Linked DNA regions of Homo sapiens: region 2 is linked to region 1. The links are chromatin loops, found by intact Hi-C in ENCODE. Cell type or tissue: Calu3. All regions are shown on one strand. Links, peaks and the distances in the headings refer to the core of each region. The heading gives the core; the rest is flanking DNA.

What was found. A loop is a pair of places that touch in the nucleus more often than their neighbours do. Peaks named below come from ENCODE experiments on the same cell type or tissue, not always from the same donor. Only the 100,000 strongest peaks of a DNase experiment are listed, where the experiment ranks them.
Region 2: a loop joins it to region 1, with 2.8 times the contacts of the local background. A loop is called at or near these places in 4 of 110 quality-filtered maps.

Annotation. Positions count from the first base shown.
Region 1 is chr15:70,171,946-70,188,134 of GRCh38, forward strand. No RefSeq gene overlaps it. Among named protein-coding and RNA genes, the nearest start is that of TLE3, 82 kb to the left of the region's middle. RefSeq lists enhancers at 8,645-9,228, 9,229-9,812, 14,972-15,472. In Calu3, for the core only: no CTCF peak of the experiment used is centred there; a DNase peak (open chromatin) is centred at 9,136.
Region 2 is chr15:70,118,353-70,134,541 of GRCh38, forward strand. It overlaps LOC107984734 (a long non-coding RNA gene), which reads right to left and starts at 12,533. Exons shown (of 2, transcript XR_001751739.2): 1 at 12,430-12,533; 2 at 11,223-12,206. RefSeq lists enhancers at 7,253-7,432, 7,443-7,492. In Calu3, for the core only: no CTCF peak of the experiment used is centred there; a DNase peak (open chromatin) is centred at 9,149.

The sequences.
Region 1 (16,189 bases), core at 5,222-13,221:
TTCATTTGAATCTGGGACTGTCTGGATGGTAGTTTACTGGCTGATGTGTTTGAGAAGGCTTTCTTCCCAAAGCGGAGGGCACAAGTAACCAGACGTGTGCAGGCAGGCATAACCCTCTCTACCCATTCCACCTTCCCCCTCTGTAAGAGACTGAAGCTCAGAGAAGGGAAGGAAGGCTTGCCCAAGGCCACCTAGCAACTGTCAGTGGCAGAGCTAAGAGGAGAATTCAGTTTCATGGCTCCCAGCCCATGGCTCTCTGCACCCCCTCTTTCAGCTGGGAATGAGTCTCCAGAACTTGGGAGGCCCTGGTTTTCTCGCAGAAGGTACTGTCAGGCTGCCTCTGGGTGAGCTGGAGCCTGAAGAAACTCAAGCCTGCAGATGTGGCAGGTGCTCCTGCAAGCTCTCTCAAGCCTTGGAGCCCTTGAGCCAGGGAGGAGAGCCTGGGAGCAGAGTCTGGCCTGGGCCATATCTGGGCCTGGGCTCCACCCTTCCCTGTTCTGGTCCTGACTGTGCATTGCTCCCCTACCTGGGCATATTCATTCCCTCGGCCTCCTTAGCCAAAGTGTGCACTTGCTCAGAAAGGGGGCCCTGTCTTGCCATCTCAGTACTTCCCATAACAAATCAAGCACTCAAGACCTAGTAGGTGTTCAGTGAAAGCTTGCTGAATGGAAAAAATGGAGGAAGAAGGACTGACTGCTTGTCTACCAAAGGAGCAAAAACAAATTGAGAACACCACCACCAAAAGCTGACAAGATAGTAGTGGTGAAACTGGTATACCCAACTCCTGCTGGTAGCATTTGGAATTATTACATCTTTTAAGAAAGCGCTTGCACCATAGATAGGATGCACTCTACAGATTCTCCTCCCCTTTGACCTAGTCATTCTACTTCTGGGAATATGCAAATGTTCTCTCCTTTCTTAAGTCATCATTTTTTCTCCCTACGGCTCTACCTATTATTTGAATAACCTTTTCCTCTTTCTTCCCTCCCAGAGATTTCTTGCCCAGAGACTTCTTGAAGTGCTTTTGCTGTCCTGGTCCAAACTGCTTTTAAGGGAACATTAACTCATGAGCAAGGCTGGCACTTTTAAGCCCATTAACATTAGACACACATGAGATGGCAGCCCCGAGTCTTGGAAGCCAGGCATGACAGCAGGGCTGGTTTTTCCTTCTGTTCCTGGGGCTGCCCTTGGGCTTACAGCGCAGTCAGCCATGTTTGCCTTTGGTGCTCTCCTGCCATCTCCTTCTAAGTCCTCTCTGCCTTTCCCCTTCAGAAATCTTGTCCATGTCTCAACAGATGAGAACCTTGAAGGCCTCCGCCCAGGAGGGCCCAAGATGTTTTCCCTCCTTAGGGAATTGGTCTAATAGGATGGATTTCTGGGGAGAGAAAGGGAGAGCATGCTGGGTAAGTATCAAGATGGGCGTAGGAGGCAGGTATAGCTGGAAGGACAAGAAGCACCTTTCCAAGTAGCTCCTTTAGGAGCAAAGACAAACTGAAACAGAGAAGTCCAGTGAAATAAGTACCCGATGTGAGATTCACAGAACAACTCAAAATATTTCTAGCCAGTATTATATTGTCACCCCAGATTCTCCTGTTGAATGGAGCACAGCTTCTGATCAGATTTGTGTCTTTGGGAGAAGAGCTTGCGAACAAATAAACAAACTTGTTTCTGAGAGCCAAAGGAGGGATTTCGTAAGACAAGAGTTCACAGTGAGTCTAGGGTCTCTCCCTTTCCATGCCAAGTGTATTGGCAAAGCCCCTGCTTTCTTTCTCCACACCAGCACAGTCAGATGCATTGGCATAGGGGCTACTGATCTTATTGCTTCTTACTTTTCCATGAAATGCTGTGTCCTGGAGTGCTATTCATCTTTTCAATGTACATCTAGTGTTGGCTTCCAGTTGCTAGAGTCTTCTGGAATATGCACTTACCATATTCTCCTTAACTTTTCTGCATGAGGAACATCTAGGCCACCTACACATCCCCATATCACAAACATCACCGCAATCCACCTCCTGGACATGGACCTTTATGTACCTCTTGTTCCCTACAAGGGAGAGCCAAATCTCTACCTCCCCTGAGAAATTTACCTGTGAACACATGGGTATTGGAGAGGTCCTCAGAGATGGTTTCATCCAACTGGTCAATTTTCCAGATGAGGACTGTGAGCATCCAAGAGGGGAAATAACTTGCCCCCAGTCACCCATACATTCAATTGGTAGCAGACCCTGACTACAACCTTGGTCTACCTCCTCCTCTTTCCTCCTCCCCAAGCTTAGAAAATTAGAGGCAGCAACCAGGTAACAAAGGATGTAGCCAGGTAGAGACACATAGATTCAGAGCAGGACAAAAGCTTGACTAGATGGTAGCAAGGGGGAACGAATGAAAGACTTTGAACCTCCAGGTTTATCTGTCTTATGAAAGATACAGGAGTCTGGCTGAAGCTGCCTGGTCACTGAAGGGGTGTGTACGTGTGTGTGTGAGAACTCTGTTTCATCCTGAAAAGATAATGATACCAGCAGTGATGTTGCCTCTACAGAGAGAGCAAACAAGCCTGGAGCAGACGCAGAGGGAAGACATTGAGGAACAGCCAAGTCAAGCCAGCTGTCCTCTCAGCAGCCAAGGTGGTTTCCGATCCATGTGCTGTGGCGTGCTCCTGAAGCCAGAATTGCCTGTGTGTGAGTGACAACTCAGGAGGGTCTCTCCTAGACACTTGTTAAGTCACCAGGGGGTTTCTAGTAAAAATAACACAAGCCGTAGAGAACTCTGGACTTGTCAAAGTGCCTTCTTATCCCTTATCACATGATTTCATTTCAGGCCTGGTGTAATCTTTTTTTTTTTTTTTTTTTTTGGAGACAGAGTCTCGCTCAGGCTGGAGTGCAGTGGCGCAATCTTGGCTCACTGCAACCTCCGCCTCCCCGGTTCAAGTGATTCTCCTGCCTCAGCCTCCCGAGTAGCACCTGCCACCATGCCTGGCTAATTTTGGTATTTTTAGTAGAGATGGGGTTTCGCCATGTAGGCCAGGCTGGTCTCAAACTCCTGACCTCGGGTGATCCTTCCACCTTGGCCTCCCAAAGTGCTGGGGTTACAGGTGTGAGCCACCATGCCCGGCTGTAATCTTAAATGCTTTAAATAAATAAATGACTGTGTTTATTGTTAAAAATCTAAAAAAATACAAACAGACATAAGAACAATAATTTTAAAATTTCATGATCCTTGAAGTATTTGTTTTGTCAAAATATTAGAAAATTTTATTGCTATTGTTATAAAATTTATTTTTTCACCAAATATTTTATTGTTTCCTTTCCTTTTTTTTTTTTTGAGACAGTGTCTCACTCCGTCACCCAGGCTGGAGTGCAGTGTCATGATCTCTGCTCAGTGCAGCCTCTGCCTCCCAGGTTCAAGTGATTCTCCTGCCTCAGCCTCCTGAGTAGCTGGAATTACAGGCAGGCACCACCGTGCCCTGCTAATTTTGTATTTTTAGTAGAGATGGGGTTTCACCATATTGGCTAGGCTGGTCTCGAACTCCTGACCTCAAGTGGTCCACCTGCCTCGGCCTCCTAAAGTGCTGGGATTACAGGCGTGAACCACCGTGCCCAGCCAGCCTTTCCTCTTTATATGTCTTTAAATATTCTTCACAAGCATTATTGTAAAAGACTATATAATATTCCATGTGTGACTATATCATAATTAATTAAACCATTCTCCTGCAGTGTCATGTTAATGGACATTTATGTGGTTTTTGAAATTTTGCTATTATAAATCTGTGACAAGCATTGTGTGACATATATATATCTTTGCCCCCAATTCTGACAATTTCCTTGGATTAGATTCCTAGAAGGAGACTTACTGTGTCAAAAGATTTTTTGGGGGCAGGGTTCTTAAAATGTAGCACCAAATTGCTTTCTAATGTAAGGTGCTGTTAGTTTATACCTGTGTCCACATAGAGTAATATTACTTTTTTGAAGTTTTTGCTAACTTAATAGTTTAAAAATGACTTAAAAATTATTTATGGCACATTTTTATTTGTTTGTGTTTTTGTGGTCATTAATTTGCATTTATCTTGTGAATTTTCCATGTATATTTTGTTGATTTTTCCATTGGCATTCTAGTTGTTTTCTTATCAATTTGACTGACTCTATATATTCAGATCAATCTTTCTTTTTATTACAAATGTTTTCAAGTTTGTAATGAGGCTTTTTAGTTTACTTTATTATGTTTATGAGAATTTGAAATATTTCAATTTTTCTTTGGTCAAAGGTATTAATTTTTCTTTATCTTTCTTACTTTCATGTCTTTTATCCTTCTAGAGCTTGTTTCACTGCATTTTAAGAGCCAATATTTATCTTTGCTTTCTTCTAGATTTTTATGGCTTTGCTTTTTATGTTTAGCTCTTTAATCCTCTGTAATTTATTTTGGAATCAAGTATGACGTGAAGATCTAAACTTATTTCATTTTCTAAATTGTTAACCAATTGCCTTATTACCAGTTAATCCATAATTTTTTTCTTTCCTTGCTGCTAGGAGCTGCCATTTTATTATCTGCTGACTCTACATATGTACCTAGCATGTTTATGTCCTAAGCTCTGCTGTTAGGCTAATTTTCTTTTTCCTCTTTCATTGACTTATCTAATAATTTTTGCGCTGCAGCCATACTGGTTTCTATAAGGATTATAACCTTGTATTATAATATTTTTTTGCAGGGACAGTCTCCTCTCATTTCACTTAATTCTCAAAATCTTCTTGGCTACCTTCATCTCTTCATTTTTTCCAGATGAAAATTAGAATAATTTAGAAATTTAGAATAACTTGATCAAGGCCTAGATTTCCATAGTTTAAAAAAATTGCATTACATTTATACATTAATCTGGGGAAGAATGAACATCATTATAATATTATAATATGTCTTATAATAGTTAGAAGTCTTATAATAATTATTATAAGAAGACTTATGGGCCGGGTGTGGTGGCTCATGTCTGTAATCCCAGCATTTTGGGAGGCTGAGGCAGGTGGATCACCTGAGGTCAGGAGTTCAAGACCAGCCTGGCCAACATGATGAAACCCCGTCTCTACTAAAAATACAAAAATTAGCCAAGTGTGGTGGCGCACACCTGTAATCCCAGCTACTTGGGAGGCTGAAGCAGGAGAATTGCTTGAACCTGGGAGGCAGAGGTTGCAATGAGCCAAGATCGCACCACTGCACTTCAGCCTGGGCGACAGAGTGAGACTGTGTCTCAAAAAAAAAAAAAAAAAAAAAAGAAGACTTATAATAGGCCTTCTCCTCTGAGAATATGTTGCATCACCCATTTATTTAAGTCTTCTTTATATCTCTGAAATGTTTTATTATTTGTCCATGTTGTCCTGCTCATTTACTATTAAGGTAATTCACATTTACAATATTTGTGGCTACTGTCAATGGTATCTTCTTTTCCAAATGTTATGCTCTTACTTGTTCTTGTTGGTACATGGAAAAAGTAATTTTAAAAAGTATACTGTACATATATATTTATTTTGCATTTAGTATTAGTAGAATTTGAGTATTATTATTCTAATAGGTTTTTTGGGTTTGTGTTTTGAGAAATTTTTTAGGTAGGCAAAAGTATGCTATCTGACAATTGTATCTCCTCCCTTCTGTTTGCTATCCCTCATATCTTCTCATGTCTAATTGTATTATATTTGCTGAGGCCCACAGAATAGTGTTACATAATGGGAGTATTTAAGTAATAATGGGAGTAATAATCCCTATTAAGTTAATATATATTATTGATTTTTTTTACATTTTGATGGAATACTTCTGGTTTCTCACTAGGTAGTATGTTGGCTGATTTGAGAAAGGTTTCTGTTTTTGTTTTAATCAAGGTAGGAAAGTGTCTTATTTCTAGTTTACTTACAGGTTTTTTAAATGAGTTCTTTATGTAACATTTTATTGAATCTTCTTTTCTATGTTTTTTTTTGTTTGTTTTTTTTTTTGAGAAAGAGTCTTGGTCTGTCACCCAGGCTGGAGTGCAGTGGTGCTATCTTGTCTCACTGCAACCTCCACCTCCGTGGTTCAAATGATTCTCATGCCTCAGCCTCCTGAGTAACTGGGACTACAGGGGTGCGCCACCATACCTGGCTAACTTTTGTATTTTTTAGTAGAGATGGGGTTTCACCATGTTGCCCAGGCTGGCTTTGAACTCCTGGCCTCAAGTGATATGCCCGCCTTGGCCTCTAAAAGTCCTGGGATTACAGGCATGAGCCACCGTGTCCAGCCTCTTTTCTATTCTTTTAAAAATAATTGTATGGTGTTTCTCATTTAACTTATTGATATGATGTCTTATATTAGCAGGTTTTCTAATATTAAATCATGTCCACATTCCAGGAATAAAAATTACCTGATCATGGCCTATTCATGTTTTCATTTAAAGCTGCTTTTGCTTTGCTAGTATTTTACTTTGGATTTTTGTGTCAATATAACAGATTGTTAAGAAGGCAAGATCTGGAATGAGGCTGCCTGGGTTTGAATCCTGGACTTGCCATCTCTGGCTGTGTGCCCTTGGGCAAGTTCTTTCCCTCTCTGATTCTCCACAAAAAATGGGATAGTACTGGCATCCAGCTCAGCTCCTAGGGTTATAAGAATTCAATAAGAGCAATATGTGTAAAGTATTTCTACATTTATCTCATCCAAACCTAATGACCTTATGAATTAGGCATTGCCAGCTTCGTTTAATAAAATAGAAAACTGAGGCTCAGAAAGGTTAAGTGACTTGCTCAAAGTCACACCGCTGCTGAATTGCTGGTGAGATATGTCTTCTCCACTTCTCTTTGCCATCTCTCAGTAATTGAGAGCCATTTGCAGTTCTTCAAGGAGCAAACAGTTCAACATCTGCTTGCCTTAGACATACAATTTCCCTTGTTCTGAAGGACCATATTTTCTTTGTCTGAAAAACTTCTACTCATCCTTCAAAACCCAGGTCAAGTATCTCTTCCCCTATGCAGACTTTGTGCCTCATTGGAGAGATTCTGTAAGTTACCATGGCATCTAATGCTTATATTTTTATACCTGTCACACCATTTTGCAGTGGTTTCATCCTCCCCCAGGGTCCTAGGCCTCCGAGAAGGGTTCACCCCCATCTGTTGAACTGAGTGGAGAAGGAGTGTGGCATGGGAGAAAGGGCCCATGTTTTGGAGACCAACTGGAATCTAATTCTCAGCTCCACCAATACCAACAACTTATCTTTCTCCTCCCCAGACTCATTTTCCTCTTCTGTAAAATAGGAATAATATCTCAACCTCACAAGGCAGTTGTGGAAATCACATGTGGGTAAAGCCCTCAGCTCAGCACCCAACACATAGTAAGTGCTCAATAAACATTGTTCCTCTTTTCCCCCTTTTTCCTTTTCCTTTTTTTCCCTCTCCTCTGACACCTCTTTCTCCATGGGAGAACCACAAGCTTCCCGGCCAGGGGCCATTTCCCACACATCTTTCTCCCCACTAGCATCTGGCATGAGCCAAATAAGAAATGCTTCTTGATCAAGTCTCCCCACAACCTTGTGAAAAAGGAAGGGATTTGTGTACCCATTTTACAGAAGATGAAACTGAGGCCCTAAGGAGAAAAGGACCTGCCTAAGGTCACAGAGGTGAGTAAGCAGTAGAGCCAGCACCAGAACCTAAATTCCTTGACCTAATTTCTACTCAAAGGCATTGTTTCTCTGGCCCTAAAATGGCTGCACTTATAGAAATGCATTCCTCAACTTGCACCCTCTGGGACTGTGCCAACAGGTAGATGTTGAAAGAAAAGCAATGAGCCAAACCACACTCTTCCATTGTTTTTGGCATTTAATTATGTTACCCTCTCATAGCATCTGGGGGCTGAGTTCAGCACTGGGGCTGTGGTGTCAGCCAATCCTAGGATGAAATCCCAGCTCTGCCACTTTATGAGTTGAGTGATAAAAAACAAGTGACAGAATCAGGAGTTTTGTTTGACCCTTTGTTTTCCAAACTTGGCAGCATAATGAACAACCTGAGCAAGACCAACAACAGCAACACCAACAATCGGACTTGCCTAAGAGTTTCAGGAGACACATCTTTATCCTGGCTTTAAAGATGAGAAAATCAAGGCACCAAGATGCTAAGTAAATTGCCCGGATTTACAGCCATGGCACAGAAGAGCTAGATTGCAAACCTGGGCCACCTGGCTGCAGACGCTACTTGGTTTTTCTCGTGAGGGATGGGCTAGAGTTCTGAGGAAACGCTTGTGGGTGTGTGAGAGACCCTTGCTGGATGACAATTGGCCCCTTTCTGTCCAGAGTTAACACCCGAATCTTCAGAGGTACAAAAATCAAAGCAGCAGTAAGGAGCAGTGTGGCTCCAGGGAACTGACTGGCCTGGAGCCTGTATTACCAAAGGCAGCAAGAAAACACCAGGCTCTGGCCAGGCAGGCTTCGGTTCTGATCTCAGATCTTGGACTAGCTCCGAGGCCTGGCCCAGGGCAAGTCACCTCATCCTCAAGCCTCAGTTTCCTTGTCCAAGAAATGGGATAATAATAAGGAGCTGGTGTGAGGTTTGGCCCCCTTTGCTTTTTCACACCCTATAGTGGGTCATAGCCCAGGCTTGGCAGTTTAGCTTTAGGAGGAGGTCCTCTCCTCACTGCCCTCCCTCGCCAAGTCCTCAGGTACCTGCCTTGTTCTTGCCAACGTCTCAACAGTGCTCTTTCCTCCTGTCTTTGATCTCCAAACCACTCTGCCTCCGCGACCAGAATCTTCGTCTACCAGTGCCATTCCCCAGCCAGGAAGTCAGCAACTCCCCGCCTCTACCCGTCCTGACGCTGACCCTCTCCACGTGCACACACGTGCATCCACATACAAATGATCTTGGTTTGGGTTCTTCCAAAAGCGGAGTCAAGGACTCAAGGGCAAGTAGTTCGTTTGAGAGATGTCCCAGAAAACACCAGTGGGGAGAAGAGAAGTGAGAGTGAGAGGGAGGGTGCCCAGTACAGACGGGGGTATTCTCAAGCCAGTGGCCACTGTGGGTGCCAGGGCTCAACCCTCCTGGGAAATCCCAGGAAAGAGTCTAGAACTTCGATCTCAGAGCCGTGCCATTTGAGGGCCAGGGGGCTGGGCTATGACTCACGAGCTCTTGCCAATCACTGGGTGAGGGCTGCTCCCCAGGGTTGTTAATTCCTGGCACTACCAGTCTTTTCATGCCTGGGGAGCGCAGACTCCAGTGGCCACAGTTAGGTTCCAGCTGAAGGGATTCTGACGGTGGCAGACGGAAGCTGGCAAGACAAAGGGCCAGGGCAGGGCACCGACAGACTCTGCTACAAGGGTGGGCCTCGCACATGGAGGGCATTTGCATCTCTTGGACGGCCTGATAAGCACAGATTTCTGGGCCCCACACTCAGAGTGTCGGCTTCAGGAGGACTGGGGCGGGGCCCGGAGTCTGCATTTTTACCAAGTGCCTAAGTGGTATGCTGCTGGTTGTCCAGGGTCCACAGTGAAAACCACCGTGCTGCGCACACACACACACACACACACACACACACACACACACACACACACACACACAACCTGCCAAATAAAGTCCAAATGTCTCCGCCTAGTGTTCAAGCCACTCTGTCATCTCCTCTAAATACAGTTGCAATGTTATCTCCCGCAGGCCCCCTGCAGATATTGATGGCTTTTTTGTGCTGTCTCTGGAACCTGCTCTCTTCTTTCTGGCCTCTATATCTTGGCTTGCTCTGTTCTCTGCTGAAATATCCTTTGTCTGCCATTCCTGCCTTTTGAGACTGTGCCCATCCTTTAATTTCAATAGCTTACCTCTTTTCTTCAGTCCTTCCCTTGTCCCAACTCCTTCCCCTCGTCCACTTGCTCTGGGCCTTCATAACCCCTTATCTGGGCCTCTCCAGCAGCACTTGTGGCTGCCTACCTTTATCCTTAGGAAATAAGTGCTTGATTTATCCTCTTCGTAACACCCTACAAATCACTCTGTCAAAGAAGATCTCTTGATTTTCAAAGCCACCCTGGGACATAGGGAGTTGGGTGGTATTATTAGCTCTATTTTGCAGATGAGGTTGAGAGAAGCCAAGTAATTAGCCCAAGGCCACACAGCTGGAACTGGTTGATCAGGCTTTGACTTTGGGTCTTCTAGGTGGAAATTCTGCATTCTGCTCTCCCTCTTGTCTCCTCCCTGCTCTACTGGCAGCCCTCGAGGGCAGAGGCGGAAATACCTTCAATCAATATTTGTTGGATGAGTGGATGGGATGAGTTGGAATGGACTGGAATCTTCTTTGAGTTGTTCCCAGAATAGGCTCTTATAGAAAAGCTTGGCCTTTGGTTGACAAAATGCCTTAAATCCTTCATGTTGCCTCAGAGAACAGTTACCCATCTTCCCCTCTAGAACCCAGAAATTGCAGACTCTAAAATCCCTGTCTGGGGTCAGACCACCCTTTCTCAAGCTTTGCTTCATGATGAACCAACATCCTTGAGCCATCCCCTTCCCCTGCCAGCAAGGCTGAGAAACTCCATGGTCATCTTATCCCTCCAGGTGGCCCCCAATCATCTTCCCATCGTCCCAGAACCATCAGCAAAATCCTAGGAAATGTGGTTACTTCCAGTGAGCAAGGGATACCCATGACTTGTGACTTATAGAAATAAAGGGTCTTGGGGAGAGTGAATCGAAACAAGGGAGAGAAAGGGGTGGGTGGGTGGATGGTGCTTCTTGCAGGGATTGGCCTTTGTCTGCAATGTCTGGGCAGAGGGGGACCCTGTTCGTGGTCCTTGAAAAGGGAGTTCAGTGTGAGGGGACCTGACCTATAGTCAAGAGATCTGGGCACACTTTATCTCTCTGAGCCTTGATCTACCTGTGTACCCTGACTTCCTCAAAGGGCAATTTTAAGAGCCAGATGAGATAATGATTATGCAGGTAGTTTATAAATCACAAAGCCCCATACTATATCAAAACCAAATTCTTATTATACAGACAGGGAAGCCGATTCCCATAGAAGTGACCCAAGACGCACAGTTGATCAGCATCCCAGCATTCACTGGGATATGCCTTACCATCCCCAGGCTCCCAGCTTCTCTGTGCTGACAAGGGATGGAGCCCTGGAGTCTGGGGCTAAAGCTCCAGATCTGGCGCCACCTCTGGTACCAGCCTACCGTGTAATCTCGGGCCAGTTACTTCATGTCTCTGGACTTCAGCTTCTTCGTTTTTTTCTTTTCAAAGAGCCCTCTTTCCTTATTTTCCTGATTGTCCTCCCTGCCAGCTACCTCATTCATAACATCTTTAGCCACCATCTTTCTCTATGACCTCAAATCCATATCTCCAGCCCCGTTTTTATTCTTTGCCCCAGAACCTACTGTATGCCTATGAAACACTCAACAGGTACCAAATGGAACCCAGGTCTTTCCCCACAAACCTGAACCTCTTCCTGTATTTCTTGTCTTAATGAATAATATCATTTCATGTGACTCAACCACATGACAGATGATGAGGAAACTGAGGTCCAGAGAGGCTAAGAGGCTTGCCCAATTTACACAGCAATCGGTTGACAGAGATATTAATAGAACTAGAGCTCAAATTTCCTGACTCAGGGCCAGATGTGCCATTCTACTCTCTTCCATTTGACTGGGGAGTGACTTGAAAATATTTTCATTAGTCTCTCAATGACAGGTTTGTGTTAGTCAGGATAGGTTGGGCTATGGTGCAGGAATAATAAGCCCTGGCATCTCAGTGGCTTAGCACTATAATGATGATTATGTTTTTCTTTCTTTCTTTCTTTCTTCCTTCCTTCCTTCCTTCCTTCCTTCCTTCCTTCCTTCCTTCCTTCCTTCCTTCCTTCCTCTTTCTTTCTTTCTTTCTTTCTTTCTTTCTTTCTTTCTTTCTTTCTTTCTTTCTTTCTTTCTGTCTCTCTCTCTCTCTCTTTCTTTCTTTCATAGAGTCTCTCTCTGTCACCAGGCTGCAATGCAGTGGCATAATCTTGGCTCACTGCAGCCTCTGCCTCCCGGGTTCAAGCGATTCTCCTACCTCAGCCTCTCAAGGAGCTGGGATTACAGGTGCCCGCCACCACACCCGGCTAATCTTTGTATTTTAGTAGAGACGGGGGCATCACCATGTTGGCCAGGCTGGTCTCAAACTCCTGACCTCAAGTTATCCACCTGACTTGGCCTCCCAAAGTGCTGGAATTATAGGGGTGAGCCACCACGATCGGCCTATAATGATGATTTCTCATTCATGGATGGTCCAATGTGGGTTGGGTAGCTGTATTAGGGAACACCAGGTAAACAGAATCAATAGGATCTGTCTATTATATATAGTATAAACGCGTGTGTGGCACACACACACATATAAATAGGATCTATAAAGAGATTTATTATCAGGTACTGGCTCACATGATTATGGAGGCTGAGCAGTCCCTTGATCTGTTGTCTACAAGCTGGAGACCCAGGAAAGCTGTGGTGTAGTTCAATGGCCTGAGAGCCAGAGAGCTGATAGTATAGATTCCGGTCTGCATTTGAAAGCCTGAGAACTAGGAGTGTCAAGGGCAGGAGATCAGTGTCCCAGCTCAGCAGTCAGGCAGAGCGGAGCGAGTCCTCCTTTCCTCTACCTCTTTGTTCCATTCGGGCCTTCAGTGGGTTGGATGATACCCACCTACATCAGGCAGGGCAGATGCACTTCACTCAGTCGACAAATTCATATGCGAATCTCTTCTAGAAACACCCTCACAGTCACATCCAGAAATCATGTTTCACCTGATATCTGGGCATCCTGTGATCCATTCAGGTTGACACATAAAATTAACCATCACAGTAGCTTTCTTCTTCTGTAGGTACATTCATTGAAATACATGACCAGGACAGAGGGCCAGAGAGAGGAAGAAGACATGCTGGCTCCTAGCTTCAATCTGGAAGCTACAGACCATCGGCCTGAACTAGCAACGTGGTCTCAACCCTTTCACACAAGAGTCTGGGAAAGGTAGCATGTGGTCACACAGTGAGCATGAACAGTCCTTGCTACAGGTATTGACCTACCATATGCCAGGGGAGACCAAAACCAAACCATGCAGAGGAAAAAATACCCTCTGCTGTCAAGAAGGTCACTGCATCTGGGCAAGGCCAGGTATGTTTTTGGTGTCTAAGAAAGGGCCCCACCCTGGGGAAGCCCTGAAGGAGTCTGGGGCCTGCACACAGATGATGGCCAGGGCTGTGGAGGGGTCTCAGTTGGAGAGGTGGCAGTGGAGCAGGGCTGGATGAAGGGGAGTGGGCTGCAGAGGTGAGAAGCAGAGGGGAAGGTGGTGGGAAGGAGAGGAGGAGGGAGGAGGAAGAGCTTCCTGGAGACCTGGTGCATCTAAGCCAAGTTAAGTCCCATAAGCCTGCTGTCAGCTGGGGTGGCTGGGTGGGTTGTGCTGGGGGCTGGCCCTGCCCCTGTGCTGCAGAAAGACCTCAGGGCCTTGTGCTCTCTCAAGGGATGGGCTGGGAGGCAGAACTTGATGGGGCCTGTTAGAGATGTTACAGGCCCAGTGCGGGAAGCTGTTTTGATTAAATTTGGGAGCATAATTGCAGGGTTTGTGCTGCGGTCTCATTATGGCTTTTTAAATCTTGTTAACCTCTCCTCCCCATCTCCCAGCCCCCCTCGCTTCCCTCCACAACCACAGGCTGTGGCCTTAGAACAATACCAGGAATAGTTTCTGTCTCTCCCTCACGGCTTTCTCCTACTCCCCCAGATTAGATCCTGGAGGCCAAATGGACTGAAGGAAGGAAGCAGGGAGGAAGGCCCAGTGAGCGGAGTGGGGGTTTCATGGGGCTTAGTCACCTGGAGTGCCTCTTGGTTCGGTCCCCTTGCATCCAGCAGGGTGTCTGGTGCTTTGAGAGACACAAAGGGGTATTAGGCTTGATTTTAAGTGATTGTCCGAGTGAGTGGAGATGGGTTCAGGAATTTGAGAGTGGCTGGAAGGGATGGGCTCAGGAGGGGTGGCAGTGGCCTGGAAGGTTAGGAGGAAGTGGAGAACAAGGGAAGAGCTTGGAATGGGCAAAGGTGCGAGGTGCCAGCTCTGCACAGGGATTCCATTAGGCAGGAGAGGCCAGGCTATGGCGCAGTCACAAATAAGCCCTGGCAGCTCAGCAGCTTCATACAATAATGGAGGTGCACTTCTTGTTCTTGAAAAGTCTTGGTGGATTGAGTGCAGAGGGATGGCTAAGTGTGGCTATGGAGTAGGGGTGGACTGAGAGAATGGACTGTTTGGTGCCCAGGGAGGGCGTGCTGGCAGATGAGGCCAGTGCAATGGGGCGAGGTGGGGGATGAGGGTCTCCAGGCCTCTGGCTGCCATGGCTTCAGTGGTGTGGCACTGGTCTGTGAGCTCCCCTGGGGAGTGGATGCCACCCCCAGTGGGGCTGAAGGGGCAAGGTGTTGCCTGGGGAACCAGGGCTGAGGCAGCGGCCTGGGCTGTGGGGAGAAGGGGAGAGCAGGCTGGGTGGGAAGCCTGGCTCCACCCCTGCGGCTGTCTCTCCCCAGGGGCTTTCTGGCCACTCCTCTTCTCCATCTGCTTCCCCTCCCACCTCATGACTCAATCACTGTCTTCAGTCCTGACTCTGTCCTGAACTCGCCAAGCTGCGCCCATTGCCTCCCTGTAGGGTCATGGCACTTTTAGCCATCCAGAGTGCAGGCCTCAACCCAGACTTTCCATCACAGATGCCCCTCTGGCCCCCACCCCATCATCCAAATGTTGATTTTGTGGATTCCTCCTGCTAAATCTCAGCTGCATCCAACCTTCCCTGTCCTGGGCCATCTGCTCACTGCTGGGCCATGTGGTCACCTTCTCACTGGTCTTTCAGCAGCTGCCCTTGCACCCTCCTCCCCCCAGTTCTTGACACTGTAGCCATAGAGGGTTATTTCCAAAATCTGGTCATACCATTTCCTGCTTCGAACCCTTCTCTGACTCCCTCCTGGCCCCCAAGGTCCTTCACCGCAAGTTCCCGCGTATTTCATCTCCAGCTTCTCAAGGATCTCAGCAGTCTAGCAAACCAAGTCGTCCGAATGCATCATGCTTTTTTTGCAGCTCTGAGCAGCGTCGTGTAAAGCGGAGCTTAACTAGTCCTCAGATGCCACCTCTTTAAGAAGCCCCCCGGGTCTCACAGATAAAACAATCTCCCCCATCCTTTAAGCACTTTGCAATAGCCCTCACTTTCTAGCCTGTATTGCAGCAAATTACATCCATGTTTCCTCTGTTCCACCAACTGCAAGCTCCTCACGGGCAGGGCCATCCTATTCACCACCAGCATGCTTGCCCAGATTCCACAGCCGGCACTCGGAAGGAGTGCAGGAGGGCCCCCACCTTACTGAATGAGTGAGTGAGTGAGTGAGAGCTGCTGCTGGGGCTGGGCTTTCTGTGGGAGCTGGCAGGGAAGAGTGATCAGGGACTAAACACTGGGGAACCTTTAGGGCAGAGCCTGGGCGTCGGAGCTAAGGCTTGTTGAACACTTCTAGAGCTCCAGACACTGCTGGGCAGGGAGGTCTTTCCATCAGAAGACAGAGAAGGCCCGGTCAGAGGAGGAGGAGGAGAGCCAGGGGCCACGGGCAAGCAGCACGCTGCCTCCTAGCAGGGTCCCACTCACATGGTGGGGGAGGACACGTGTGTGGGCAGCTCCCTTGGGGCAGGAGCTGAGCCAGATATGGGAATATTGCCCTCCCCCAGGGCTGTCCTGCCGGTGTGGGGCTGTGCCTCAACAGCCATCTTGGGAAACACTGGCTTAGTTCTTCACGGCCCGGGGTGTACTAGGGGCATTCCCCAGAGCAAAGAACAAGGGGCAGCTAAGCCATGATCCCTACTCTGTGCCAGAATGTTCATACCATCCATGGGGTCCTCTGTCTGTCCATCAAGGCCTTTGCCTCCTGCCCCTCAGCCTGTCTCTTGCCTCAGCCCAGAAAGCCTCTTCCTTCATGCATTGAGCCAGGTCTCACTCACCTTCAAGGCCTTTCTTCCAGGAAGATTTATGGGACTTGCCAACCTCCTCCTGCCACACTCTCGCCCTGTCAGTGCCAGTATACTGGTCTACTCTAGCTGCATAGCTGTCTCGGGGAGACCAAGCAGAAGGAAACAGAGAGCAAGCATTCTCTCTGTGTGGCCCCAAGAACAGCCGGCTCTTCTGTCTTCTCTGCACATTTGTGAAACTGAGCTGGGGTGGTAGGATGAGGGCTGGACCGGGAGTCAGGACACC
Region 2 (16,189 bases), core at 5,019-13,018, 54 kb before region 1:
TGGGAGGCCGAGGCAGGAAGATAACTTGAGGCCAGGAGTTCAAGACCAGCCTGGGAAACACAGTGAGACCCTGTCTCTACAAAAAAAGAAAAAAAAAAATTAAAAAAAAAAAAAAAGAAATGAGACATCAAGCCATGAGAAGGTGAGGAAGAATCTTAATGCATTCTGTTAAGTGAAAGAAGCCAATCTGAAAAGGCTACAGACTAGGATTCCAGTGATATGATATTTTGGAAAAGGCAAAACTATAGAGAGGGTAAAAAGATCAGTGGTTGCCAGAAATTAGGGGAGAAAGATGGGTGAATAAGTGGAGCACAGAGGATTTATTTAATTTCAGAGAAAGGTCTCGCTCTGTTGTCCAGGCTGGAGTGCAATGATGCAATCATAGCTTACTGCAGCCTCAAATTCCTGGGCTCAAGTGATCCTCCTGCCTCAGGCTCTGAAATAGCTGGGACAACAGGTGTGCACCACCACACCTAGTTAATTTTTAAAAACTTTTTATACAGATGAGGTCTTGCTATGCTGCCCAGGCTGAGCACAGAGGATTTTTAGGGCAGCGAAACTACTCTGATGCTGAGATGGTGGATGCATGTCATTACACATTTACCAAAACCCACAGCACGTACAACAACAGTGAGCCTTAATGTAAACCATGGACTTTGGGTGACAATGACACATCAATGTAGGCTCATCGATTGTAACAAATGAACTCTCTGGTGAGGGATGTTGTTAATGAGGAGGTTGTATAAATGTGGGGGCAAGGGGTGTATGTGAAATCTCTGTATTGTCCATTCAATTTTGCTGTGAACCTAAAACTGCTCTAAGAAATAAAGCCTATTAAAACAATTTTTTAAAATTAGCTCAGAGTTGACACACAGAAAGAAACATATCCAGGAGACCAAGCACAGATGAAGCTCATGGATTCAGAATCTTGGAGAGGGGAAGGTCTTAGAGATCCTGTTTTCTCAGTCTCCAATCTGTGACCCTCACTTTTATAGAAGATTCCCTCATGAAACCGCCCCAGTTGGAGGACTTTTTCAGTGGGGCCTGACTTTCTTGGAATCTCAGTGGGTCTGAAGTAAAGACTTTAAAGATTGCTGCCTAGCCCCTTTGCAGTTCTGATGAGAATTAGGGTGTAGGGGACAGTGCCCCAGTCTCCCAGCTGTGAGTGGTTCAGCTGGATTGAGCCTCTGAACTCCCAGGGCAGAGGTCTCTCCTGTGGCCTTCCCCCTTGTTGGAAACCCCTTCCCCATCCCCCAAGGAGGCCTGTGAGGGTTGGACCTGGGAGGACCAGGATGGCCAAGGTGTGCAGTGCCAGGCCCAGGTGGAAGTGTAGTGGGGGATAATAAAAGTCCCCTGAACTCCAGGCCCAGGCCCAACAATCGTCCTGCACTCTCCAACCCCCCACCCCACTTCCAGGCTGATCCTCCTGGGCCCCAATCTCTCATTGCCTGGTGCCCTTGGCCTTGCTCCAGGCTTCTCTAAGGAGAGAATGGGGAGAGGCCTCATGGTCTAAGAGTGCTGAGGGCCAGGCCTTGGAGCAGGTGCAAGTTGGGTCTGGACTTTTCCATTCCAAGCCCACTCCCCTGCCCCCAGCTCAGCCACCCAGTTGACCCCCTCAGGCAGGAAGGGATGGTGGACAAACAGCTTGCATGTGGCCTGCCGTTAAGAGGGAGGTGGAGACACTCCCTGGGGCCCCATCCATGGCTACACTGAGCCTGCTGCCCTGTCATCAGATGAAAAGCCAGCAACTGCTCCTGAGAGGACCTCATTGATTAAGTCTCTCCTTGTTATTAACAGCAGGAACTCTGGGCCCAGGGTGTAGCCTTGCAGAGCTCTGAGGGAAACAGGGTGATGAAACAGAGACCTGTGGTCACAATCAACACATGCCCCTTGTTGGCTAAAGCCCACACTCCCTCCAAGGCCCACAGGGTCCCAGGTGACTTCAGCAGCCTCCGCTGGTGCCCCATGCTGGGCTCCAGTTTCAGAGCTGCACCAACCCTCCCCAGGCCTGCTGCCCCAGTAGCACCCAGCAATGGGCTTGAGCCGGCTCCCACTGACCTTTGATTGTCTGCGTTCAGTGACATCATGCCACCATGAGAGTGTTTACACCATACAATGCCAAATGCTACCAATCTGCTGACCCCTCCACCGCCCACCCTAGAGCCAATTATTAGAAATTTACCAGCAGGTCACTGTGCATGCTGACCTTTGCCAGACACACACTTCCTTCCCTCTTAAAAAAATTATTATTATTTTTTTAGAGACAGGGTCTCGCTCTGCTGCCCAGGCTAGAGCACAGTGATGCAATCATGGCTCACTGAAGCCTCAATCACCTGGGCTCAAGCAATCCTGCCTCAGCCTCCCAAATAGCTAGGACCACACGTGCATGCCACCACACCCAGCTCATTTTTACAATATTTTTCCAGAGGTGGGGTCTTGCTATGTCACCCAGGCTGGTCTCAAACTCCTGACCTCAAGCAATCCTCCTGCCTCAGCCTCCCAGGGTACTGGGATTACAGACATGAGCCACCACACCAGGCCACTTCCCTCCCTTTCTATACCTCAGTTCAGGTGGGGCTTCCTTAGAGAGGCCCTCTCTGCTCCCCCGGGCCTGCTTACACGTGCTGTTACAGGCCTATGTCTCTCCTCTCTCCTCAGAGCTGAGTAGAGTGTGGGGCACGTAGCAGGGACTCTGCAAGGCTGTGGGGAGGTGCATGGGGCAGGCTAAAGCATGACAGTTGTGAGAAGGGAAGGAGCGGTAGACACCCTTCTCGGGGGACCTGCAGTGTAGCGCTCTCTCCGTCTGCTCCAGTTAAGAATGATGTCTTCTTCCTGCATCCCTCCTCCCAGGAACAGATGATTTTCATTTTCTGCCTTGATAGCTTCAAATCGCTGCCTGTCTCTGGGAGGACTCAGGCACTTATCCTTCCTCTTCAGCAATGGGAGGATCTCCCTGGACCTCTAAACTTGGCTTTCTGTTTTCAGCAAAGTCCTTGGAAGTTGCAACCTCCGCAAGGCTCCTCTGCCTTTCCAAGCCCTCTCCTTCTCTAGCACCATTTTTCTTTTCCTCCCTGAGGGCCTTCACACTGCCCTCAGATTCCTCTTCCCTCCCATTTACAAACCTTGCTTCCAGGCGCAGACCTGCAGCTGGTCATTTACAGCTTAGTGAGAATTAGTGGTGAGGCAGCCAGAAGCAACAGCTTCCTTTCACCTCTCATCTTTCAGGGCTCAGCTTAAACCTCCTTAAAGAAGTCTTCTTGGAACAATTTCATCTTTACTTGGGATCATAGAACCTTGTTAATTTCTTTCACAGCCCTGACCACAAGTTGTGATATGTATTCATTTATCTTTCTCTAGCTTGTCTATTTACTGGAACGTTGGCTTTAGAAGGCCAGGGAACATGTTTGTCTTCCCCACTCTTACATCCTTGGGGCCTGGCCAATTGCTGTTGAAGGGGCGTTTCTTGGCTACACAAATGATTGCTCATCCATGTGCAAATCTGTGCTCTGCCCTGCCCAGTTGGGTCACCGGAGACAGCTGCCTTGCTCTGTGTCTCGGCATTCTCATCTGCAGCTGGGTATAACGGTACCCGCCTCTCTGGATTTCAAGCCTGTTGTAAGGATCAAATGTGATGCCAGGTGGGAGATGTGGACCCCAGCCATGTGTGTTGGGGTGCTGGGGCTTATTAGTCCCAATGGCTGTGCAAATGGCATCTGCCCTCCCTGTCTCCCTGCTGTACGCCGTGAAGGGGTTCCAGGAACTCCAGGTGGCAGCAAAGAGGTGAAGAGAATAATAATTGATGAATGAAAATAATGATAACCAAGTACATAATAATAATAAAAGTAATAATAACTGACTTTATTAGATACTGTATCAGATGCTGTTCTCAGCTTGTACAGGAATTAACTCATTTAACTTTAGAACAGCCTGGTGAGGTAGGTCCTCTCATGGTTTCTATTTTATAGGTGAAAAAACTGAGGCCAGAGAGATTAAGTAACTCATCCAAGAAGTGGAGGTGGGATCAAGTTTTACTTTTTGATGGGACTTTCCCTCAAATCCCTTCAATCTAATAACTTTCCTCACTTAGTTTCATGACTGTTTATTGGATTGCTAAAACCAAGAGTTTATGTCTGAGTGTGACTTTGCCCCTTTGGCAGGCCCTGGAGGCCCAGCAGTGAGTGGGACTGATCCCTGCCCCCAGGGAACCCATTAATGGGGTGCGTGCGTGTGTGTGTGTGTGTGTGTGTGTGTGTGTGTGTGTGTGTTATTCTCTGCTGCCCAGCCAGTCAGGAAACTCCCTGAGGACACAGGGAGGACTGTTCCTTCTCTGCTGTGTTACTCTAGGACAGAATGAACACTTAGAGTCCTAGAACTCCAGACTATCAGCACCAGAGTCAGCTGCTCATCAGCAAAGTTACTGATCCCTTGCTTGGTACTGGGCTTGGTACTTCATGCCAGGAACACAGTGGGAGCGAAGCCAAGCCCCCATCCTCAAGGGACATCCATATTTGGGGGTGGGGCTGGAACTCCGTGGGTCAATTCTTGGGTCAACAGAGTCCAGAGAGGGCAGGAGCCCTCCAGGGTCAGGAATCAGGTCAGTGACAGTGTGGGGACTAGAACCCAGGGCTCCTCCTTCCTAGAACTGCCCCTTCCAACTTTACCACCTGCCTCTGGATCCTGTGGGAAGCTGGCTCTCCTTCCTCCAGGATGCAGGTTGTTGCCTGGAGCAGCGGCTGACCCAGACCCCACACTTTTAGCCCAGGGCCTATTGGGGCCTGCATGGGAAAGGTGAGAATGAACTCACCACCCTCCCCTCTACCTGGCCCTTAGCTGCCTCCCTTTATCACCTTGTTAAGGACTTTTTCCTCTCCATTTGGAACCTGGAATTTCATTATTTCATATGTGAAGCTTAGGGATAATAGGCTGCCACTTGAAGGCTGCTTTTCACCTTCCAAGCCCTCTGCAGACTGTTAATTAGTCCTCTCTGGCATGCTCCAGTAAGTGTTCTTGGTCCAGGAAAGGGGAACCCAAGGGAGGCCGAGGGACTTGCCTCAGGGATGTGGGGCTGGCAAAAGCCTGAGGAGGAAAAAGAGGAGCCCTGCATTCTGGAAACTTCTCCTAACGGACACCTAGCTCACCTAGCTCCCAGGCTCCTTTCCTGTTAGGACGGCTGAATAACTGAGGGCAGGAGCAGATGGGAGCCCTCCTGTGGGAATATGGCTCAAAGAACTTCACAATTGGACCCTAAGTTGGAATCCCATCCCCTGCTAATTGCACGACCTTGGATGATAATTAACCTCTAAGCCTCCGTTTTCTTTTCTGTGGAATGGAGGTAATAACAAAGTGCTCCTTGATGTTGAGGATTGAGCTAGGTAAGTATCTGGCACAGAGTGGTGCTCACTAGGAGTGAATGGATGAATGAATGAATGAGTGTGGCTAGTGGTGGGTTGGAGTGGGGGAGGATTAGAAGTATGGAGAGGCAAGATGGGGACGGAGAGGAAAATAGGGACTCTCCTTCTTCCTTTGCCCCTCCTTATCCTTAGCCCCAAGGCCAGGGGTTTTGCCCACAAAGCAACCACTATCCATGATGTTGCATGGCTGGTCAACGAGGGATGGATGTCTGTCTTTGCAAGCCTTTGACATCCCCTGAAAATGGTGATATTGTCTATTTTTAACAGTGGAGAACCCCATCGATGAGTTGCCAGGTGAGAATATGTCCATCTGCTCAGCCTCCCCAGCTGGACCACTGTGAGGGTCAAAACTAGACAGTGGATGCCACAGCCCTGGCTTCAGGGTCTCTCAGACCTGGAAACAAATCTCTGCTGCTCCACTCACTTGGACAAACACTCAAGCTAAAGCAGGGAGATCCTCCCTGCCTCTCAGGATGATCGAGTTTGGTTCTGTGATGAGCTGTATATGCACACCAAGCAGCTCACTGTTGAGCTCAGTGGTAGCCAAAGCCAACAATGTAGGTGCCTGGGACACCAAGCACGAGTTGCACCCTTGGGTCCATGGCCACATGGAATGGGAGGGAGGTTGCCTCCAGCCAACTGGTCACCTACCCAGTCCTCTCCATAGACTGGCATGGGAGTTAAAAAGGAGGGCTGAGAAATGTGTTCAATGTTTAAAAGTCATTCCTAGCCAGGTGTGGTGGCTCACACCTGTAGTCCCAGCAATTTGGGAGGCCGAGACGGGAGGATCACTTGAAGTCAGGAATTCGAGACTAGCCTGGAGTTTGAGACCAGCCTGGCCAACATGGTGAAACTCTGTCTCTACAAAAAAAAAAAAAAAAAAAAAAAAGAAACCCACAAAAATTAGCTGGGTGTCATGGCACACACCTATAATCCCAGCTACCAGCTGCTTGGGAGGCTGAGGCATGAGAATCTCTTGAACTCGGAAGGCAGAGGTTGCAGTGAGCCGAGATTGCACTACTGTACTTCAGTCTGGGTGACAGAGTGAGACTCCATCTCAAAATCAATAAAATAATAAATAAATAATAAATGTCATTTTTTACATTTTGGTACCCTCTAAATTTCAGTACCAGGGACCCCTTTGCCCCCCATCCTACTTGGGACTCCTGTGCAAGTTATTTAATGACAGTTTCATCCTTCATGTTGTCTCTTCAAACCCGTCAAAAGCAGGGACTGAGTTTGGGGTGTGTCTGGGTCCCCAGTGGCTGGCACACCATAGGTGCACAATTAATACTTGCTGTTGGTGGTGACAATGTAAGGGATGGGGGTTTAGAACGTGGGAGGGATCAGAAGGACCTCATCTCATGAGGAATCAGAAATACTGATCCTGCCTCCTGTCTGTGCCCAGAAGGTAGAAATATTGAGAGAGAGAGAGAGAGAGGATGGGAAAAGCACCCATGAGAGAAGTGAGTACCACCTGGCTGGTGCTTCCACCATCTGCCCAGCCCTCTTGACTGGGACAGGGGGTGCATAAGGGCTAACCAGATATGAACAGATCCCTGAGGCAGGGTGTATTTGCTGAAGGGTGGGAGGAGCTAGCTGGTTAAGGGATGGCATGGGGAGAGGGTGCTAGGGGAGCATTCTAGGGTAGAGCCCCAGGGTGGGCAAACTCCAGAGGGGCACAAGGTAACCTCTGCCTGGGGAGATTCCTCCTTCCCTCAGCAGCCAGCATCTCTTGGGGCACTGCAGAGAGCAGGAGCCCCCAAGCCCAAGAGACTTGGGGCATCTCAACCCCGCTTCTCACAACAAGTGTGATTTGGGCAAATTATCTAACGAGATATGGCTGGAAAAGGCTTGTCCCTCCCATGTGCAAAATCCCCACTGTCTCCCCAGTGCCTGTGCCAGGCATCTGTGGTCTGGCAGCTGTGAGGATGGTTTCATGTGTAATCTATAGGTTCTTTCCACGCCTTTCTGAAGCTTGGTGAATGCCTGCTACCTTCTTCTGTGATGTGACTCCACGGTCAACCAGAAATGACACTTCACATTCACTCATGTGCTCACTTGCTCACTACTCAAACTTTATTGAGTTTTTCTATATCCCACAGTGCTGGCCACTGGAGGTTGGATGCGAGTCCCCACCTGCCGGGTGTTTACAGCCCCCTGAGGGAGACAGACAAGCAAATGAACCATGACCACACAGAGTGATCAGAGCTCAGCAATGAGACTGTATCCGTGGGTCAGCAACACTGCCTGGAGGAAGCATTAAGGTTTGAGCCCAGAGAGAAGAGAAGATACTGAGGTTGGGAAGAGAAGCTTCCATGTGGAGAGGGGCACATATGCAGGTCTGGAGAATCACAAGTACTTCAGCAAGGCCTAGCAGAGAGCTGAGGGGCTAGGTGGTCAACGGCCTCACATGCTGGGCTTTATTCTGAGGGTAACGGGGAGCCATGGAAGAGTCTGGAGCTCCAGAGTGAAATGTTCAGAAAGTGTTCTTTTTCTTTTTGGCTAGAATAATAATAACTGAGCCAACACTGGTTATTCTGTGGGAAAACACACAGATCATTGCTTAATAGAAGTGGTCTATTCGGAAGAAAAAGCCTGCTGAAAGGTGGGATCCAGAGAAAGAACCAAACAAAAGGCCAAGCAAAAGGTGGTGATGACATTGGTGACCTCAGGCCCATACCATATCTCTTCACCCCACCACCCCAGCTTTGCCCCCGTTATTTCAGACAGACCTTCCTTCCTGTTGGGACACGTGTGTGTGTGGCTGTGCCTGTGACTTGGCTCTGTGGTCACCTGCCTGTGTGTGCCACTGCCCCTGCCTCCCTGCTCTCCACCACTCCATCTCTCCAGAGCCCGGTTCTGCCACCTCCTCCAGCAAGCCTGCCCTGGGCCCCCCTGGTTCCTGAGAATATTTTGCTATATCCACTTGGAAGAACTTTAGTAGGGTTTCTAAGGCAATGTGAATGCTGCGGTTGGGCTGTGAGGTAGAATAATCAGTGCTCAGACCTTAACCTGCATAACCAAACAGTAAGCAATTTGAGGGCAGGGGCTATGCCTCATTCCTTTCGGGAGACCTCAGTCATCCAGCTCTGTGCCTGAGAAGCAGCAGGTCCCATATTAAAATGTCTGTTCAGTGGATTCATGTTTCATTGTGTGCATCCTAAACTTGTCCAGGACTACTGTGAGCCTCCTCTTTGGAATAAGTGTAGGACCCCCCTAAATTTCTGCAGGGTCATTCTCTTCAGTGCCTGGTGGCCCAGTCTCCTTTCTGAGCCTTCTGGACTTGCCAGGTACAATTTACTGTCCCTTTTGCTGGGCTCCCATAGATTTTGGTGCCTATCTCTATTGTGTTTCTTATTCTATTGGGTCAAAGGCATTTTGTAAAAAGCGTCCACTCTCTCCACCTCCCCACCCCCACACCCAGCCCAGTGTCTAATTTGCAGTAGGAGATCAATAAGTGTTTGTTGAATGAAAAAAAATGTACTAGCAAGAGTACAGGACCACTCCTTAGGCATATTAAATGGGAACACAATTACCAATTGAATTCGTTTCCTTCAAAAGAGCCATGTATCCTGGAAGATCCATTCCAGACGTCCAGATGGCAAGACTGGGGAGAGCTGGGAGTTATTCCTATTGAAACCGTTTCCTCCAGAAGGTCTAGAGTTCAAAAGGGAGGCATTTGCCACAAACAATTGGGCCAGTGTGAGACGATGTGGGTGGCACGTTGCCAAGGTCTTGGTGGGACTTTGAGCAGTTACCAATGCAAATAGGAGAGAAGACTTATCCCCAGGGGCAACTGTGGTCACCCAGAAATGGAGCCTTTGGCAACAAGGAGAAAAAACCAGGTCAGCCACTGCACGGGGATTTTCCTAGGGCTGTGGAGTGGCCTCTGGACTTGGAGTCAGGAGGCCTAGCTTCTCAGCTGGGATCTGGGTTTTAGATCAAGGGTTAAGATGATCTAATGCCAACCTTATTTTCCAGAGGCATTTTTCTGAGCCAAGAATTAAATGCAGGGCACATCAAAGGAATTTTCCTGATTTGTGAATTGTTTCTGCCAACTCAAGCTTCAGAATAAAGACCACTTTTCTCATTCTTTGAGATTTATCTATTGAATGCTGGACTATTCTGAAAAACTCTATGCCAGTGAAGCTCATCTCCCAGAGCTGTCCCTGTGCATCCTACTGTCTGACCTCACTGCCTTTGCTCACGCCCTTCCTCCTTTCAGAGAGTCATCTCCTGATATTGCAGCGTCATCCAGACTTTGTTCAATGTTAACTTTTCTTTGAAAGCTTTCTCTGATCACCACAATTTATAGTGATCCAGAGAGAGAGAGAGAGCCAATAAGCATGTAGAAGATATGGAGCACCTATTACTATGTAGTATTGGCTCAGCACTTACCATGTGCCAGGCATCGTGCTAAGCTCTCTACAAGTGTGATCACACTCAGCTCTCACAACAACCCTTAGAAGATCATTCTTAGACAATTTTAAAAATCCCCATTTGTGGGCTGGGTGTGGTGATTCACACCTGTAATCCCAGCACTTTGAGAGACACAAGTGGGAGGATCACTTGAGCCCAGGAGTTTGAGAACAGCCTGGGCAACATAAAGAGACCCCATCTCTCCTAAAAAATAAAAAAAAATTAGCTGGGCATGGTGATGTGTGTCTGCAGTCCCAGCTGCTCTGGAGGCTGAGGCAGGAGGATTGCTTGAGTCCAAGAGACAGAGGCTGCAGTGAGCTGTGATCATACCACTGCACTCTGCCCTGAGTGACAGAGTGAGATCCTGTCTCAAAAAAAAAAATCCCCATTTATGGTGGTCATTAGTGCTGTCATCCTATACTTCTGATTCTCTTTCTTCTGAGTACAACGTAGAATTTCACTTCCTGACCCCTTTGTGGTTGGTGAGGTGGAGCCATGTGAATAGTTCTGGCCAATGCCTTGTGAAATGAAGTAACACATCGTTCCAGATTGGATAATGTTTCATGTTCCTTCCAGAATGGTGACAGGCCAGCAATGTTTGCCATAATGGCTACATCAGCCTTCTTTTTGCTAAGTGAGTAGGATGAGCAGAAACTCCTACTAACCCATGATGAACATGTAGCATGAGCAAGAAATACATTTTGATTGTTTTATGCCACTGAGTTTTTTGGACTTGCTTGTTACTGCTGCATAATCCAGTCTATGCTGACCGATACACAATTTTACAGATAGAGAAATCAAGCTTGCATGGGGAGGCATGGATGACCTTGGCGAAGAGGTAGCTTGAGCCCTTATTGTGCCTTATTGTGTCCAGTGCCCTGACTGGCTGGCTGGCTGTGAAAGGCCTTGAGAGCCTGAAATGACAGGACTTGATGCTGTTATCCCTAAAGCACAAGGGAGAGTTTAAACAGGGGGCAACACAGCCATCCTTGGGCTTTCAGAAGGATCGCTCTGGCAGCTGCTTCTGGCTGAGAGGTCACTCTGTATCTGTCCACCTGGAAAGATCAGCCCTGAACCCAGTTGAAAGCCAAACTCCCAGCATACACAGAGACCCTCAGGGCAGGTCTGCCATGTGCTTACAATTCCCCAGCACCCAGATCGGCCCATCCGAGCCTCCACACAATGGGCAAGGCTGGTTGGAAGAGGGAGCTCCCAGGAGGGCTTCTCCCCATCAAGGCAGGCGTACTGGCTCCGTTGTCCTTTTAAATGACCATAAAACAGCACGGAAATGAATGCCAACTAACAAGGTTAAAGGATCCTTAAAAAACAAATGATGCCATTTTTTCCCCCAACTCGCTGCTGAGTAAAAATTTGTCACTTCAGTAAGCATTTTATTGGTAATTACAGAGTTACTTTATTTGCATATTACAGAGCTGCTAGTGGCCCTAGTGAAAATGCTTAATGTCGCTGAGCATCTTGGAAGGAATTACTCAACCCAGGGAGGGAGAATTCAGTAATTATTTCCTTAAAACTAGAATTTGCTAATAACTTTGCAGTAGATCACTTTGTGCTCCCCAATACAGCAATTAAATAATAGCAATTAAGTGCCAAAGTAACTCAGGCATAGGGCCTATCCCCAAATAGGACCTCTGCTTTATTTCCTTTGAAAGAGGAATAAAGCTACAGTTGGCCCTTTTGACTCCTGAACCACCAGGGAACACCGATTCCTCTTAGAGCCAGTTAGAGAAGGCTGGTGCTAAATGTCATCTCCTCATCTTCAGAGCAGGATCTGGAAACCCAGAGAGACGCCTAGGGTCCATCCTGCAGCGAGGAAAGGCCGGCTCTCCAGAGCAGGATCTGGAAACCCAGAGAGAGGCCTAGGGTCCATCCTGCAGCGAGGAAAGGCCGGCTCTCCAGAGCAGGATCTGGAAACCCAGAGAGACGCCTAGGGTCCATCCTGCAGCGAGGAAAGGCCGGCTCTCCAGAGCAGGATCTGGAAACCCAGAGAGACGCCTAGGGTCCATCCTGCAGCGAGGAAAGGCCGGCTCTCCAGAGCAGGATCTGGAAACCCAGAGAGACGCCTAGGGTCCATCCTGCAGCGAGGAAAGGCCGGCTCTTCAGAGCAGGATCTGGAAACCCAGAGAGAGGCCTAGGGTCCATCCTGCAGCGAGGAAAGGCCGGCTCTCCACTCTAGCAGCTGGGATGGCAGGCACAGAGGTCAGGTAAGAGGATTCTGGCATCAAGCTGGCTGGGCTTGTTGGCTGGGTCCGGCTTATCATCCAGGTGTCTTGGACAGGTTACTCAACCTCTCTAGGTCTCAGTTTTCTCATCAGTAAAGTGGGGGGTCAGCATGTGATCGACTGCACCTGGTGGCTGTGATGATTAAATAACATGACACATGGAAGTTAGAACTTTGAACATAGGAAATGCTCAGTAAGTGTGAGTTGCAGTGTCTGACCCAGAACCCACCACCGCGCTGACAAGGAAAGCCCAGGTCCCTGCCAACTAGGAGAAGGGAAGACATTTGCATGTTGCATGTAACTCCTCTGCCTGCACTGGGGAGGTGTGACAGTAGGAGGGAAGGAGTGGCACTTACCACTTGGGGTTTGATCTGCCCAGGATCAAATCCTGGCTCCACATGCACACACCCAGAGGTAGTGTGACATTGGGCCACTCATACGCTCTCTGAGAGCACCAGTTTCTCACCTGTAAGACAAGAAGTGTGATACCCATCTGAGTGCCAGGGTCGCCAGGTGACCTCTATTTAAGCACATGCTTTAGTTGCTTAGCTTCCTGCCAGGCAGATTTATAAATATATACATATATATGTATATTACAAATATATATATCAGGTGTACAAAGGCCTGTCCTTAAAAAGGATCATTACAATTTCAGACTTGTTCTGTCTTAATTTCTGATTGATACTTAATCAGCAATGGCTTGGAACACTGGCTTTTTGTCTCTCCCTCTGTTAAGTATTTAACAATCTGAAAAACAAACATCGGAGAAGATGGAACCTACAGGGGCCCCTGATCCTTCTGCAGTCCTTGATCCTTCTGTGATAGGGCTGAGTCCACTCTCTATTTTATCTTTCTGCAAGATCTGCTCCAGTGTGGTATTCTATTTAATAATGTAAAATGCTATTTCATGGAGGAGAGAGTACGGAAAGGTATCTTTTAAAAGATTTGCTTTCCCACCTCCATGGCCGGCCTGACCCCTGCCTCCAGGTAGGTTTGTGAGGAATATGCAGTGGCCCTCTGAGAAGGAATATCCAATGAGATAGAAGAGGTCCAGCCCTCAGTACAGGACTTGGCATCGAGCTCCGTAATGGCTAGTCCCCATGTGCAGCTTGGCCTTGCCTGGTATTATACCTAGGAAGTTTTTCTCTGTAGCTTAAGGCATTGGTCCAGAGTCATATTTCTTCCCAGCCTCGATGCTGATCTCACTGTTATTGATCATTTACATTTTGGCATGGCCTTTTCTGGGACCATGCTTCAGAGACGTCTTGTGTCTCAGGGCCAGGAGAGGGGAAGAAGTGCATCAGGTTCTAGCATTAGCGGATGTAAACAGAGAGAGAATGCTACCTTTGACGCCCCTCCTAGGAACTTTGGCCCCTATTAGTTGCTGAGGGTGGAGTGGCCTGGGGTCTTGGGGGCACTGCCCTGTGTGTTAGCAGTGGTAATTTTAAAGGTGGCCCTCTCTGACTAGTGTCCAGCCGATGGGGATTAGGCTGGCCTTTGCTTTTTGCCAACTTTAGAGGCCTCTGCAGGCAGCAGGCTGGACAGCTCTGGAACTGGGCTGTTTCTGCTTTATGGATACTCCTCTCTTTGGTGAAATTCAGCCTTCCATGGCTATACAAAAGATGAATTCCACATCCACGTAGTGGCTCTGCCAGCTTCCAAAGTAAGCTCTTCGGGTCAGACTCTCACCAGACCAAATGATGCCTGGTCCCTGGGCCTCCCCCTGTGACTTGGCTTTTGGGGTATAGCTTGATCACTGGCTCCTGGACCCATCCTGGTTTATTAATGCCTCCCCTAAACATAGCACCAATCTTCATTTCGCCTGTGCTAGCACTTCAAATGTATTGGTGTGGAAGCCAGCTGGAACTGACCAGATGAGCTCATCTACCATTGCCCAGCCAGGAGTTTGAAAGGAGAGAGGATTGCTGATTAAAGCGGAACGTGTGTGGGAGGTAGGGAGGAGGAGAGGCTTGGGAAGGACTAGGCAGGGTTCATCAGGGACTCCAAGGAGGCTGGCTCTCTGCTACAACCAGAGCATCCAGCGCATCCCAGAGGATCTTGCAGGTGCTTAGAGCAGGGGCTCTTGGGAAATGCAAAAAAGGCCTGGACAATAAGTATAAACCACATAGAAACGGCTTTGGGAGTGCTGGGTGCAATAGCTCTGTGATCCCAATACTCTGGGAGGCCAAGGCTGGAGGATTGCTTGAAGCCAGGAGTTTGAGACCAGCCTGGGCCATGGAGTGAGACCCCATCTCAATCAACCAATCAATCAATCAATCAGGTGTGGTGGTGCACACCTGTAGTCCCAGCTGCTTGGGAGGCTGAGGCAAAAGGATCACTTGAGCCCAGGAGGTTGAAGTTGCAGTGAGCTGTGATTGTGTCACTGCACTCCAGCCTGGGCAACGGAGTGAGACCCTGTCTCAACATAAAAAGAAATGTCTTTGTCTTTGTCTTTGTGGGAATAAAATAATGCAGACCCCAGTCCTCCCCTTATGAGATGGCCATAGACAACTCAGCAGCTGACACCTGCCAATGCTAACTGCCTTCATTCTGCCCACTTGCCAATGCTAACTGCCCCTCAGTGAAGACCACCTCTTCTTCAGGGCTGCCGACGTTTGCAGCATGTGTTGTTGGCACATCCATTTGACAATTCTGGGCTGCGACAGTCTCTCATTTCTGACTTAACCTCTCACTCCTCTCTTCCATGGTCATTTAACTTTTTGCCTTCAGTGTTCAGTGAGTGGAGGCTTTGAAGGCTGGGACCAGGTTTTACAGCTTCTGGGGTCCCTCCAGGGCCTGTGCAGAGTGAGGGCCAATCAGTGTTTGCAGCTCTCGTTTGCTGTGGGCAGCAGGGGCTGGAGGCTGTAAAGCTGCTCACATGGAGGGAGGGCAAAGGCTCGGGGGTATGGAAGACATATTTCCAGCCAGGAAATCTGGAACCCTCGGGATGGAGCCCATCCCGGAATAGAAGACACATGGATTAAAAGTCTGACCTCAGATGGAAATTTCTCGTCCCCAGCCTGTGACTCTCTTTTCAGTTCCTAATGGAAGCCTCTACAACCTGGCTTGCTTCCACACAGCTTGTCCCAGCCCTGCAAACTCTGCCCAGCTGGCGTTCAAGCCCAAAGACAGTGGTGTGCTGGTAAATGTTTAACAACGGGCTCTCTGGGAGAAAAGACTGACTTGTATCCTGATTGGTAGCATTTGCCAATTTTTTGTGGTACTCATCATCTCATCATGGCTGATCCTAAGCTACTCAAGTGAACCTACTGAACACAGAGTTGGGAAGAGATGCAGAGGAGCAGCTTTCTTGGAGAGGTGGGAGCTGGCTCTAGCACATCACTGCCCGGTGACCTCTTAGTGCCACCCCCTTCTGATGTCCTCACAGTACTTATCCCCTTTCCTGGCCTTCTTAGGCTGCGAGGATCTCCTGGTTCTCCTTCTCACCATCTGCCCTTTGCTTCTCCATGAATCACTCCACCACCTGCCCTGCAGAGCAGCATTCTCAGTCCTGACTATGTGTTTGGCTCCCATAGGGAGCATTTAAAGCTGCCCATATTGGCTAAACGCGGTGGCTCGTGCCTGGAATTCCAGTACTTTGGGAGGCCAAGGTGGGAGGATCGCTTAAGCCTGGAGACCAACTGGAGTCCCAAGACCTTGTCTTTATAAAAATTTTTAAAAAGCTGGGTGTGGTGATGAGCCTGGGCATTTGAGGCTGCAGTGAACTAAGATAAAGCCACTGCACTCCAGCCTGGGCAACGGAGTGAGACTCTGTTGCTAAATAAATAAATAAAACTCCTGACTCCCAGGTCTTACCTCAGAGCAGTTAGATCAGGATCTCGGGGTGTGGCATCAGGCAGCAGAAGTTTTTGAGGCTCTCCAGGTAATTCCAATGTGCAGCTAACTATGAGAACTGCTGATTTTAAAAATTCCAATGCTGGTTCTTTCTTCCCATCCCAGACAAATCAGATTCCCCAGGAATGGTCCTTGGTTCACTGTATGACTTCAGAGCTCTCCAGATGAAGCCATGTGTAGCCACCATTGAGGCTCACTATCTCTGAGGCCCCGGGCCCTGTCCTCAGCCCTTTCCTAAGCGCTCGCCATTCTCCCCAGGTG